Regions from separate parts of the Homo sapiens genome. Here region 2 is linked to region 1. Evidence: chromatin contacts called from ENCODE Hi-C or POLR2A ChIA-PET data. All regions are on one chromosome and are shown on one strand. Each heading gives the region's core, a stretch centred on a gene start or an enhancer-like site at or near the end of the contact. The rest is flanking DNA. Distances are from core to core; before and after follow the strand shown. Region 1 overlaps SETBP1 (SET binding protein 1). Region 2 overlaps SETBP1 (SET binding protein 1).

Region 1 (7,255 bases), core at 1,534-4,033:
TCTAGATGATAAGATTGTCCTGGGAGCCCTTTATAGACGAGACACAAGATGTTCTAATTATCTACTGCTGTGTAACAAACTACCCCAAAACTCAGTGGCATTAAAACTAGAGCCATTTTGTCATGTTGTCAGGGTTGTGGATCGGCCTAGTAGTGATAGTTCCTCCATAATCAGGAACTCAGTTGGAGTGGCTGTGATAGTGTGACATTGCCCCACTTGTGACTGGCTCTGGCTGTGGGCAGAGTCTGTCAGCTCTTCTCCATGTCTTGTCTGCTGTATGACCCTGGTGACTGGGCTGGGATGGATGCAACAGCTGGGGCTGCCTGGGTTCCACTCTGACCTCTTGACATGGCTGACTTGTACTTTCCAGCCAGCATGGCAGGTCTCGGGGTAGTTGGACTTCACACATGGTATCATTCAGAGAGAATCAGGTGGGAGCTGCAAGGCCCCTTATGTATGACCCTCAGCATTTCCAAATATCCCTTCCCCCACATTCTGTTGACTAAGCACAGTCACTAAGGCCAGCCCAGATGATCAGGCTTTGCAGAAGCTGTGCTTTTTCCACATGGCCACAGGCGGGAGAGGCACCACTCGCTAAACTGACAGAAAACAGGGTCCGCAGAGAGGTTTATGAGACTGTCAGAATCCATGTGGGTTTTTGTCTACTGTCTGGAAGAGCCCTGAGTTAGGAGCCAAGAGACCTGGGTTGTGATTATGGCTTCATCTCGATCTAACCAAACTTAGAATTGTTTTGATTTGTGAATAAAAATGTTGGTCATGATAGTTTTATATTTTATTCTACTAGACCCTGGGGCTAATGGAATTATTCTGATTTTAGAAGGGAGGAAAATGGTTCTTTACACACACACACACACACACACGCGCACGCACACACACACACATATCCTTATATGCTCCATAACCTGAAGTTGAGTGACTGACTGCAATTAAACAGACATTGGTCTAGTTCCTGTTTCTGCCACCCGACAAACACGTGCTCTCTCAACCTGACTTTCCTCATCTATCAAACGGGCATAATTCTAATTGCCTGGTCCACGTGAAGACAGTATGAAATACAATATTCTCAATATTCTGTGTCTGTTCAGAGTAGACTCTCCCTAAGAAGCATCATAGTAATTCTGATTGTTTGCCCTGATAAGAATCAGGATTTCCATAGCATCTGGCTGAACCTGTTTTTCTCTTCCTAATGCCTTGTTTGATCCCATTTTTCTTTATTATGAAATACCCAGTGGCTGGTGTGTGTGAGGTGCATGTTCTCAGTTTTTGTGTTGAGGCTGTCTAGTTCTATTTGATGAGCAATGTGTCTGTGTGAGTATGCAAATATGCTGGACTCTTTGCATGAAGGATTTAAAATAGAAGCTGACCTAAGAAAGTTGATTACCACTCAGATAGACGATCACATACCCTCGTTATGAGTCCTGAATTGGTTGAACTTTGTGACTAAATATGATATTCTTGGAATTTAGCTTACTGCTCCTTGAAGCTGAGCAGGGCTATGCAATTGTATTTTCTTTAACATGCTACGACTTGACTGCAGACGCCCTAAACCCCTGATGTCTTCTGCATGTACGATCAAAAATTCCTAGCTCCGGGAACTTGCTGTGCTGAGCAGACATCCAGTAAAGGAGGAAACCCAAAGCCTGTGTCCCGACGGATATATAAGTGAAGACGTTAGTCAAAACAAGACGTTAGTGCTATTTCTCACCCTTGCAATGGACAGGAGCAGCCATATTGTATGTTGCATTTATTTAGACCCTTCTGCCGAGAATAAGTGCTCTGTAAACATGCCCTATTTAGCCCTCAATGCATATACTGCTGCCTTTCTGAGGTCTTGAAGTCAATGAAATAAATTACTCTAAAAAGAAGTGCTATGCAGCCCCTTAGAACAGTAAACAAGAACAGTTCAGGTCTTTTCAGGAACCTGAAGCCAAGGGATGGTTTGTTTTTTTGGTCTCCAGGAAGAACCAGTACAGAAGGAGGTATTGACCTCGCTACTTTGGCTGGCACCCACCAGGTCCCTTCCTGGCGCTCACATTCCCCAAGTGTGTAACTCAACACCTGTCCTTCTGCGGCAAACAGAGCTTACAGTGATGGCTGAGCCCCTCCTGCCCTGGCCCTACCGGCAGCTCGCACCTTTCACTTAGGATTTCAAACTCTCAAAAACCAGAGTCAGAGAATAAATTCTCCCTCAGGATTCTGGTTTGGGCCAGGAAAAAAAAAATAATCAGAAAAACAACTCCCACAAGAAGTCCTGGGATCAGCACAGCAATCTCTTTCTAGCTCCAGACCTAGATGAGGGAAGGTGTAGGGATCTTAGAGACCTCTAAATCTCACAAGTGGCTCCCTCTGAACCAGAGAGGGGCATGTGGTCTGAGTGATGTCCTCTTTTACTGTTTGAATGCCAGCTCATCTGAGCTACACAACACCCCCTGTTATTTCTGTCTGACATGGCCAAGCTGAATCTCTGGTAAGTAAATAATTAATTTGGAAGTTGGGGATGTCAGTGGAAAAGTCGGCTCTGACGGCTCAAATAACAAGCCCCAAATGTGATAGCCACTCTCTGGCCCTTTGAGAGACGACCTGTCGGTTCTATTAGATCTGGACAGTCCTGTCTTCCGGCCTGTCTCTCCACATTAAAGTCAAGGAACTGTATCTCTCCATCTTTGGATCACATCTCTGTCCCCAAATGCTTGTGCACACTGTGGAGTCTGGTGTTTTCTTTCCTAACTCCACCAGGCCCATGCAAGTCCACATGACTCATGAGAAGAGATGAGTCGCAGCTCCAGTATCCCTGTGGGTTTGGGGAGGGGTCAGGCTGTGAATAAACCACTACGTGGCTGATTTTACATCCTTCTCTTTCACCACAAAAACCTCAATTTCCCTTTTTGTGGAAAACAAAAACCCTCTTTCAGTGTTCCATCAAGGGGACTGTGGCCTTTGAATTGCACGGTGTCCCTGAGAAATTTTAAAGATTAATCAGCTTTTTTGGGGAGTGGCTGGGAGAGGCCCTATTCCTGTCCATTAGGGAGTAGCAGGTCTCCCCTTCTGTTCCTTCTGACCAGGCTGCCATCTTCATGTGTAGATGAGGAAATTGATCAGCCTATGAATGATTTGCAAATCCACAGATGTGTGGCTGAGACCCTGAGGGCATTCATCACAGGATCTGCCCGGTCCAAAAGTTCCCTTCTCCCATCACAATTCAGGGCCTTCACAGAGCTGGGGGAGTGAGTAATGATGGGGGCAAAAGTCACACACTGAAGCAAATGAGGACAAGCCCTGAAAATCAGACCCTGTTGAGGCCTGGTCCAGGGGCTTTCTAGTACACTAGTTGAGATCATTTCTAAAAGGAAATAACAGAATAAAATCTCAGATAGGCAGTATAAGAATTTGTAAATGGTAAATGTGCTATAAGGGTGAGTAAGATGCATTGCTTATTGCTTGAGAGGATTTCTTTGCCCTTCAGTGTATCTGGATTTGTCATTCATGAGCTATTAATTAAATTCGTACTCTCTGCTAGTATTCGTTTCTTCCCTGGGCCTTCCTGAAGACTGCATGTGTGTCCTAGCTGTCTGCTATTCCAGCTCTCCTGTATATTCTGGGAGTGTGTATGAATCAACTTAGGCCCTTGTTAATACCATTGTTCTTGCAAGACATAAAAAGAAAGTGAAAAAATTTAGTTTGACATTCTAGGATCTTCCCATTTCACCTGAAATGTTATTTAAAGACTTATCTCTTACCAGTTTCTGACTTCCGTGAATTCCCTGACCACACTTCCAATTCCCACTTCCATACTTCTGTTTACATTGCTCTGACCTTAAATGTCTCCTCTCTCTCCCTATCTAGTCAATACTTACCTCTCCTTGAAGAATCCCCTTCCTTCCTGGTGTCCTCAGCTCATGCCTTCCTTACCTCTAAACTTCTAGAGCACCTCTCCGCAGTAACAGTCATTTCCTGGCAAAATGTGTCCCTCCATTGTTACGTTTCTTCTTTTGGACTATTTAAAATTCACTTATTTTATTACATTTTATGTTGCTTTCTCTTATTTAGGTTAGAAATTATCTTGGGGATAAAGGGTTTAATTTATTGGCATTTCCCACAGCATATCACATAGGAAGTACTCAATAAATACAAATTGACTCTATATGATTAAGTTTTAGACAATATCGAAGTGTGTTATGTTCCATTTCTACTCCTAAGGAGTTTTGCTATCCAGTAAGAAGAGAGTTATTTATAAGTCTACATAGAATTCTACTTAGAGATATTCACTAATATAATATTGTAAAGTTGGAAAGCCACACCTCAATGATGTTTCTCAATATTCATTAATCCCAAGAAAGAGTGTTGGTATAGATGCAGAGGATTTAGTCCATGTTGCTAAATCCTGTTGAAAATGTGCTTGAAGATTCATCTGTGGTCATGTGTGCTGAAATCAATTGAGGATACAGACCCAGCTTGGCTCTGCATTAGGAGGCAGGAGACCTGAATTTTAGTTCTTCTTTTTTCAGTTGCTGGCAGTTTAGCCTTGGGTAAGTCACATAATTTCCTGGGCTCAGCTGTTTCTTCCTTACAACTAAGGTTGCATCAATTGCTTGTAGTTAGAGATCTGAACCAGATGATCTATTAAATTTCCTTTCTATCTCTAGGTTCTTTGATTCTATTATTTAATGAGACTAATTCTGCTTGCCATTGCACAATACATTTTAGCAAATAAAAGTTCAACTGAACAGACATGATAGTAACAAACACCCAAACATCTGCAAGACTAAACATTAAGAAGAGAGACAGACAATGGCTTAGGCGGGGGTACCTATGATAGGTGCTCCAGGGCACAGGGAGGGTCAGATGCTGGAGTGGCCCAGTCTTCCTGGGATAAAAATGAAAAGGATCAGGAACACTTTTAGAAAAGATTCTAGATCAAAACTGTAAGGATGCATTCCCCTTCCTGTCTCACCTACGCCTACTAGTAGTCCATGACTTAACACAAGTTCTGCCAGGGACAGAATGGTATAAGATATTTCTTACCTGCTGCTCTCGTGTTCAAGGAAACTCATCAGAAAGATGCTCCAGGTTGGCTTCTGGTGAGTCCTTTTTCATAAAACATCTGGGCAGTTTCAGCCTGAGGAACATATACTGCTATCTTCAGCTGCTGTGGTGGGAGGGAAAGATAACATTTTGTGGGGCTTGTTTTAGTCACTATCAGCTGCTGCTGCCTTAGAATCATGAAGAACATTTTTACCTCCAAATGCAGGTCACTCTACTGGTCTTTTGGAATAGCCACAAAGGGAAATGCCATATCATTAAGAAGGTCAGGCTGGGCATAGTGGCTCATGCCTGTAATCCCAGCACTTTGGGAGGCCAAGGCAGGAGAATCGCTTGAACCCAGGAGGTTGAGACCAGCCTGGGCAACATAGAGAGATCCCTTCTCTATAAAAAAAGTTAGTCAGGCATGGTGGTGCACGTCTGTCATCCCAGCTACTCAGGATGCTGAGGAAGAAGGATCATTTGAGCCTGGGAGGTCGAGGCTGCAGCAAGTCATGATTGCATACTACTGCACTCTATACTGGGCAACAGAGTGAGATCACGTCTGTTTACTTAAGCTCTGTAGGGTATGCAAAAGAACACAAGACAAGTCTTTAAAATTGACACTGTTATTGGAGAGATCAGTTTTATAGACATAAGGATGTCATTACCCTAAGTTGGGAAGATACTGTCATCTTGTCTAGAAAACTTACCTTGATAACATCAACCCACTGTGATATTTCTCTTTTTTGTGCCACATGGTTGGTAATGTAGATTCTATCCTACTTCACTCTTTCCATTTTTCATGCTCCTTTGAAATCAGCATATATTTCAATTATATACAATATGATGTTGTGTATATATTTTATCACTTTAATTACTGAAAAAGGATCAAAACAGAAGTTTCTACGTACAGTTCTCTCATAACCCACAGTGCACTTAGAATACTTAATGCATTATTTGTTGACTGACTTGCTCATACAGTTTGCATGACTTTGCAGTTCTTTGGAAAAGAGGTATTGCTGGAAAGGGAGTTTTATCTGGAAGTGTTTCATAAAGCCTACTCTTATCTCCATTGTGCCCCAGGCAAACTTAGCCACTGTGTCCTCTGTGCTCACTCTCTCTCTCTTACACACTTCATTGCCCTCCTTCTTTCAGTCTTTTTTCCTCAGTATATCTCCAGTGTTGAACACAGGGCCTGGTAGACCGTAGACACTTGGTACATCTTTGTAAAAGAATAAATGATGAATGAATGATATTGAGGTCTAAAAGCTCAGGATGAGAAAGAGAGGCAAATTCAGTTGCAAGTCTGGCAAGTGGCTCAGTTGGAACTCCTCAGCAGGCCTGGCTTGCTAGAGGCCTGTGTTGAGTTTGTCTGGGACAGGCCTCCTGTGAAGACTCACATCTATGATCCAGCAGTAACAGCTTTCACTGTCAGGCACAAACTTCTTGGCTGACTGAAAGAGCAACGTGTTAGTCTCTAGAAGTGGAGTGGACTGGTGTCTGAGGTGAGTATAGCCCACTTGGATACAGATGCCCAGTATTTGGTTACCTGCCCTGGGGAGAGGACTGGTTTCTCCCTGGTGTATAGACTCATAGGCTGGCTACAGACATATATACACACACACCCAACTACTGATTTGCCTTGGGAGTACACTGTGCTTACTTAATATTGTACAAGCTGGTGACCAGATTACCTTATGAGAAGGCACATGATGTAGAGTGTAAAATCCACTAGATTTGAATTTAGAAGACACAGATTCTACTTCCAACTCTGGTTTGCCCTGAGTGTGTAACCTTAGAAGGGTCACTTCACTAGGCCTGACTTCTGTCTGTAGGATGAAGGCATTAGGCTACATAATCTCAGAGTTTAAAGCTAGAAATTTCCAAAGCTGGAATGAGTTGCCTTTGTAGGCAGTGAGTTTCCAATAGCTGGCTGGAAGTTCCAGAACAGGGATTCTTAGCCTTAGAAGTGTAGTTGTGTTGGGCCTTTCCAACCCGATTGAGTAACTTTCAGCTGATTTGGAATCCCATCAGCATGGGCCAAACTGACGTCAGCAGGGAGACAGACACAGCATTACGTTGTTTACTCTGTACAACCTATAAGTGAATTAATGACCTGCCATGTCACTATTTTGATAGCAACAACATCACCCCCATTGTCTACCATTTATGAATTATCTTTTTTGGGCTTGTCAATTGATTGGACATCTGC
Region 2 (7,255 bases), core at 1,280-3,779, 38 kb after region 1:
TTAAGCCAAGTTCTCCAATACATTCTGATTGTCTAAATTCTTTCTTCTTTTCTTCTATGTTAGGTGCATTTCAGGGTCCAGAAGTGAGTATTGAGTGTGTATTTCTGTATCTACTTGTTGAGAATGGAGAGTAGAGAATTCAAAGCTTTATTCTTTCCCATAACTATTCTTATAAGGAAATCAAATACAAACAAAAAAGGAAGTCACATGCACAACCACTATTATGCTATATAGAAGTTCATGAAGTGCCACCTTTCTGTGGCCATGGAGGGAAAAGGCAGAGTCTTGCTGGCATCTTCAGCCACTCACATACATATGCTGCTGTGCTGAGGGTCATCTTTTAGCATCGAGACCGACAGCACCTGTGTACCCATGTGCCATCTAGACCATGTACATGAAGGCACACCAGCTGCTGTGTGGCCTCACAAAGACAATTCCAGAAATCCTCAAATTCTCACTCTCAACTGAACCATCTAAAGAAAGCCCTAGGCTGTCCCTGACTCCTAGTGGATCCTGAAATTCTTTCAAAAGGAAGAGGAAAACGCTGCTTTCCATTTCCTCTTTCCCCTCCTCCCAGCTCTTTTGAGAAATCAAACACAGAATGCAAATTCTACAGGAGAGATAATACTGATTTCTATTCGAACTGAAATATTAATGACTGATAACTGATATGTTAATGAGAAGAGTTTCTGTGGAAGCAATTGAAAAGAGAATAAGGACCCTATGGCTAGCATGTTTGGATGAGAGAGAGCATAGAGCCATAAGTAAAACGTGCTGAGTATTGGCTGGGAGCCTGGAAGAAAACAGCACCTCCTTGGTTTGCCTGAGGCTGATCCTGGGTGAGATGGTGGGTTAATGTCCTTACTTCTGTGGCTCTTGATCAGTTAGACATCAAACATCTTCCAAGTTCACCTCCTTTATTTGGTTTATTTTTAACCTATTTTATCTATTTTCACCTTTGATTTATCCTTTTAGTCTAGAATTTTGGTATTTTTGAAGTGTCCTTGGGATATGCAGTGGATTCGTGTTTTCATCTATTGCACTTGGATGTTTCATGACAAATATCTCACCCTGTTTTTGTTTTTGTTTTTGTTTTCACACTTGCCAGAGCAAAACATTTTTCAGCCTTAATTGTTCAGGAACAGCCCACAAAAGATTTAGCGCCATTCCTTTAAAAGTCTTCAATTGTAGGTGATAACTATACAGATGTCTGGGAGCTCAGTAAACCAAATCTTATCAGAAAGTGTGGGAGGCATTATGCACTAGAATGTAGAGTCAAATATTTCCTGACAGTAGGGTGGGAGCAAGAAAAGTTGGATTCCAGAAGGCATTCTTGGAATCAGAGAATGCCTGAGAACAGAAGGTGGAGGTGTGACTCCAGACCCAGGATTGTCACCGGAAGGCAATATAGAGAACTGTGTGGCCCTTAGAATGAGGGTTCTGGGTCATGTGAGGTTCATCATGGCCATCACAGTGGCCTGCTGCATATTGAGCTGCCCACTCTAGACTATTGATTTCACCTTGCAGGGAGGCCAATACCATGATCTCTGATAGCCTATGTCACTCATTTTCAGCCTGCTGTTGGGGTTGCTGGCTGCATCAGAATTACCTGGGAATTTTTCATAAATACAGATTCCCAGGATCCACTCCAGATCTACTGATGCAGAACTTCTGAGGGTGAAACTTCAGGATCTACTAGGAGTTAGGGACAGTCTAGAGCATTCTTTGGATGGTAGGATTGAGAGTGAGAATTCTGGGACTTCTGCAATTAAGTGTCTTTGTGAGCCCTCACAGAGGCTGGTGTGGTTTCGTCTACCTGGTCTAGATGGTGCATGGGTGCACAGGTGGTGTCAGGTCCCGTTACTGAAAGAGGACCCTCACCAGAGTTTCTGAGGGTGAAACTGTTAGATGAGCAGCTAACATAACAAGCACAATGAGAATAGGCAGAGAGCTCATCCAAAAGACCCTGCAAAGGGGCCAGGCCCAGACCATCCATCCAGTGATTTCTCTTTAACTGCTTTGGGCTCTGCAAAAGGACATTTTTTATGTAAGTCCCTAAGACAGAGTTGGGATCCCCACAGAACTGGACACAGGGTCAGAGACACCCACGGTGAGGAGGACATGTGGATGCCATTCATCTCGGGCCTCCCTTGGGCTCAGAGGGACCACGTTATGCCTGGGAAAGAGCAGAAGGTGGAGGCAGGGTTGTGCCCTGAATTCTCATCAGCATGCAGCCCTTTCCACTCTTATCAAAATCAACGTGGGTATTTCCTGCTCACAGGCCCCTGGAGGTGCAGCAAGAACAGAGGCTGGCTGGGAAGGGAATGGAGGAGAAACTCTGTATTGTAGATTCAATATCAGCTCCATGATTTCCCCCCCAAGGGATAAATATTGTGCTTTGCAGCTTATATGATGGAACAGACTTCCTATGTGTACGATTCCAGGAAGAGAGTTAATAAAACCTCTTGATACCTTGCCTCCCCGGCAGCATTTATTTGTCTAGCAGTGAGGCTGTGTGCTGTTCATACAGTACTGGTGTTAGGTTGACATTTGTTTTGACCTTTAAACTTTATGCTTCCTCTTTCCCCATCCTCTCCCCCGCCCCAGCCTCCCCACCTCCTGTTGTTCCTCAGCATGTGAGTTTGATCTTCTGTGACCTGGGCTTTTCCAAAGGTTGACTCTCCTGGGCTTGGATTGGGTGGGGTGCAGGCTTTTCCTCTTTTCTTTGCTCAAGGGTCATCGTGTGACTGTAAAATTATTGTCTGGCAGCAGTGCGAGCGCCATTTCACATGTGGGGAGTGTGTAGAGTTTTGTTTTTTCTTTAAATAAGAAAAAGGAAAGAAAACACCTCGAGGACCCACATCTGCCTGGAGAGCACAGGGCTAGGCCTCCTGCACTGGCTGGAGAACGCATCCCCTCCTTTGGAGTCCTGCCCTGGCCCAGCAGGGACTGGGAACCGCATCCCTGGGAATGCTGGTGCCCGTCAGGGAGAGGAACATTCTTGGCTCTGAGGCTTCTTCAGATCCTGGGGGTATTTTCATAAGAGCGTAACCCCAGGGCTAAAGGAAAATTCCACTCTTCAGCAGAGTGATGCGTCTGTTCTTGGTCATCCTCCCAAGTAATTATGTGCCGTGCTTAAGCTTTGAGCTTTGCACTTGGACTGAACTGGTTTGAATCCAGCTCCACTAGATACTACCAGATAACCTTACCCAGGTTTCTTAATGTTTCTGCACCTCAGTTTTCTCATCTGTTTAATGGGATTCGTGGGGAACATTCTGAGAATTAAATATAGTAATCAATATAGAAATTCCTGGAATAATCCCTGGCAGAGTGTAGACCCTCAAAACATGTTAGATCTTAACATGATTCCTCCTTAAGCGTCTTCTACCTGAAAGAATCTTTTATTCTATTCATATTTTCATAATTCAGTTGGATTTTTGGAGGTATGAACTGTGCCTTTTTGTATAGAAATATCTAGCAAAGGTAATTTGGTCTTTAAATTCCTTTTACTTTCTTGGTATTCATTGAAGACCAAAGACGCTTTGTTCATGTGGATCCTTGAATGGATTGTTGCTGCTTACCTTATCTTCCTCTCCCACCTACTCCTATTGAATAAGGGTTCATAATTATCCATCTAAAATCTACAGTAATTAAAAAAATAAATGTATAGACAGTCCATAGAGGAAGCATAGCATATACACTAAGGTGCCCTAGATCTCTGCACTATCTATTAGTGGGCATGCACAGTTTTTCTCTCCTGATGTATCATGTGCTGTGAGTGATCTTCCTGGAACTGAGGGATGGCCATGGAGGGAGTGCTCTGTAGCTTTGAAACCTACCAGTGGGCCTTAGTTACAGACATGGCCCCAAAGGAATCATAGCAAGCTTGGCTCACAGACAAGCACAAGGAAAGCAGGTAAAGAGGAACCCCAGGAGACACTGCAGAGCTGACTCCAGAGAACTGTGGGGTCTGCTGGGCACCTCCCTCCCCTCTTCTTCACAACAGAGCATTGAAGTTATGTTTTTAACACATTTTTGCAACGTCAATAGAAACAAACTGTCTTCTTGCTCCTAGAATATAGAGAAGTGGTAGTGGGATATTAGAGTTCCACTCTTTAAGTGTGTATTCCCAACTGATGGAAAATAACACCCAAACCAAAACAAACAAACAAGTAAACAAAAACCCAGTCCAACCACTGGGGGCCTGCAGAATATCTCAGGCTAGCCGAAGAGAATGTGATAAAAGTAGGTTCATACCTTAGGTTCCAAGTATTAATCTCAACCAGCCTCTCTCTCTCTCTCTCTCTCTCTCTCTCTGTCTCTCTCTGTTTATGTGTGTGTGTGTGTGTGTGTGTGTGTGTGTGTCTTTCTTCCCCCTCTCTGACTGTATGTCCTCTTTTGGCATGGCATGGTGAGGTAAAAGGCATAGCTCCTAGGTGACATGTTAACATACTTCTAGTTTCCTACCACAACCACTTATAGGTGCCTGGGGACAACATGGCCATTCAATCAGATTGAAAACAAAAGTTTGAGCCAGTGGTAGATTATAGTTATTGAGGACAATGTGAGAAAGAGGAAGGGAGGCCCAAGATTTATACACCAATTCCTCCTAGAAATTTGTTTGGTTTACTATGAGCTGACCCTGTGACTTTGAAGATTTTAATCTTAAAATTAGGACAGGTTTTACTGCCTCTTTTGATGTACGCATGGATCCTGGCACAGTCAGGAGAGTCTCAGTCAGAGTGAGGGGCGAAGCCATAGAAAATTGTTCCATCTGAGGAACTTTATTGAAACATACATTTCTGACCTTGATCCTTGGAAGTACCCTTCAGGAGAGAGTATATGTGTTTGAGTGTGTATGTGTGTGTGGGTGTGTGTGTGTGTGGGTGTGAGTGTGGGGGTGTGTGGGTGTAGGAGGCTTAGATATATGCATCTTATAAAATAAATGCAAAGACATGCTGATGACCCATCTTGGATCTTTATCCCTCCTAGCATGAGCATCCTCTGATGGATCACTGCTATAGGTGGTGATCACAAGTAGGACGTGTAGAGGAGACTGGCAAGAGTTGTCATGTAGAATGTGACCTGGCAGTAGATGATTTGTGGATAGGGTGCGAGCACATGGGATTATGAAAACTCAGAGTTGGAGGTCACTTGTGAGTAATCTAATCTAACTCTTCTACAGACACTCTGGAAAATATTCTTCAACCTCAGCCCGAAAATAGTTATACAGTCTGGAAGGGTCCTAGCCAGGATTTGAACCTGGGTCACCTGATCCCAGAGCATATACTGTCGACCCTCATTGAGACAAATGACTGTACCCTCTCAATTTGAGTGAGTTACAGGTCTCTAGGAGTTTAGCAATAGATTCCTGAGATTCTATGCTTTTACTTGGTGTTTTTTTTTTTTCCTTTTTCTTTTTCCTTAGTCAGAGCACTTCAAATTTGATATAATGCTTTGGAGCTAGGCTAATGGAAAGGTTCCTAGAGGTAAATTTAGAATTTTTTTTTAACTTTCTTGAAAATGCTGATGAAAACTATGAAAATGCTGATACCTTCAAATCAATGCACCTTGCATTGCTACTAAAGGTCTCACCAGAAATCAAAACCTTTAGCCTGTGTCCTGGATCCTTTTTTCTTTAAATTGCTATTGGGGGTATAGTTTCATGGCTCATTGATTCAAAATATTTTTTGGTCAGTTACTTTATAGAGGCTCTGGGCAAGGTCCTACACTGACAAAGTTGAATAAGATGTTCTCCTTGTCCTCAAGGTGTTCACCATCTTCTGGGAGAGACAGTTAACTCAGTCAACATGGATATTTCTATGTGATACCTGCAGTTAGCAGGATGTAGAAGATGCTACAGTAACATAGCCTGGGAAGGCAGGAAGGTTTCCAGGGAAGTAACATAAGGTTTATGAAGTCTAGAATCTTTTCTCTTTCTCACTGAGTTCCTGTAAGAATTCAGTACTTCAGTTCTGGCTACTTTTTTTTCTTTTTCTTTTTCCCTACCATCACTTCCTCCATAGTGTTGTTTTCAAGAAATGAATAAAATATAATTTTGTCTCCTTACTTTCTAATTTGTTTTTTTTCTATAGTTTTTTGTTTTACCTCTTAATTCCTTCACTCAATTCAGGTGATTAGGATGGAGCGTACTTTTCATGTTTAGGTCAGTTTAGGAATTTCCAAGTGTAGAGAGCACCATTTTTTTTTTTTTTTCGTTGTCCAACACTAAAAAACAGTGAGTCATAGAGACTGGATTTAGAATAACGAGATTAAAGACTACCTGAGCTGGAAGAGACCTTAAGGGCCGTCTCACTCATTGCCTGCATAGATCATAGATACATGATGGATTTGTGGTCCAGAGAAGCAGATCCCTGCTCAAGCCACTTTCTTTGCACTTTGATCTCTACATAAACTGTCCAAATGGGATCATGTTTTCTTTTCTGAATGGCCCTATCCTGTCTCTATCCCTTAATTGCCCTTCAATGTTCAATGGACAGAGCCGTTTTAACGTAGTTGTAATTGACTTGTATTTCTCTCTCATCTCCTATGAAGTCCGGAGGTGTGGCTATCTGTGTGTAGCTGCCCTGGCAGGTGAGAGGGAGGGTATTATGAAAAGGTACCCATCATGAAGGTACTGTGGACAGGCAGTTGAGGCCTGAATGTCAAGCAAGAAGCACTTTTCTTTAGGATACTTTCTCCCCTGGTATTTTCTTCCCCCCACCTTCTTCCAGGGCTCCACCGCGCACCCAACCCCTAGGGCTCATATTTTACTGTTCCTGATTGACATCAGGCTATAGAGCCCTCTTTTCGCTCCATAGCACAGCCCATATGGATGCCGATTTAAACCCAGGCTAGATTGTTTTTTTTCTAAAAGGCCAAAGAAAATATGATTTCAAAACCAGACAGAATCTCCTCTCATTTCATTTAGTGACACCGTGAGGTGGAACTGTCTGGATAAGACTCCATCTAGCAAGTTAAAAACTCCCCAAAAGCACAGGGACAGGAAATTTCATGGTAAATATTTAAGCTCCTGGGCTCCAGGGCAATTGGAAAGTGTGTGTTAAGAAGCTTTCCTCTTTCCCTCTAATTCCCTGTATTCATCACTTGAGCTGTGCCATTTGGGCTTATCCTTTATGCCTAAAGAAGTCTTGCCTTTTAATCTTTTAGCCACAAAAAAATAGTAAAGAAATATAAAACACCTTAAATAATAATGCCCCAGGGAGATAATATCCTAGGAAATTTAGGGCTTAGG

The links. A loop is a pair of places that touch in the nucleus more often than their neighbours do. ChIA-PET counts read pairs that join two places held with the same protein, here RNA polymerase II (POLR2A). Pooled maps may share reads with other maps.
Region 2: a map of Caco-2 shows a loop between it and region 1 (2.5-fold over the local background). The contact joins two enhancer-like sites. A Hi-C loop is called at or near these places in 3 of 168 maps with a recorded cell type or tissue (Caco-2, endothelial cell of umbilical vein and sigmoid colon), 8 of 37 single-sample maps with no recorded cell type and 8 of 50 pooled maps. POLR2A ChIA-PET finds 5 or more read pairs at or near these places in 10 of 52 experiments (B cell, GM12878, OCI-LY7 and 5 more).

What each region holds. Positions count from the first base shown.
Region 1 is chr18:44,730,773-44,738,027 of GRCh38, forward strand. All of the region lies in intron 2 of SETBP1 (SET binding protein 1), which reads left to right. Among named protein-coding and RNA genes, the nearest start is that of SETBP1, 54 kb to the left of the region's middle. RefSeq lists an enhancer at 2,441-3,640. Within about 2 kb of position 2,784, at least 11 of the 41 ENCODE cell types and tissues checked have a DNase peak (open chromatin) inside an H3K27ac peak, as active enhancers do.
Region 2 is chr18:44,769,507-44,776,761 of GRCh38, forward strand. The region is part of intron 2 of SETBP1 (SET binding protein 1); the gene reads left to right. Among named protein-coding and RNA genes, the nearest start is that of SETBP1, 92 kb to the left of the region's middle. Within about 2 kb of position 2,530, at least 6 of the 41 ENCODE cell types and tissues checked have a DNase peak (open chromatin) inside an H3K27ac peak, as active enhancers do.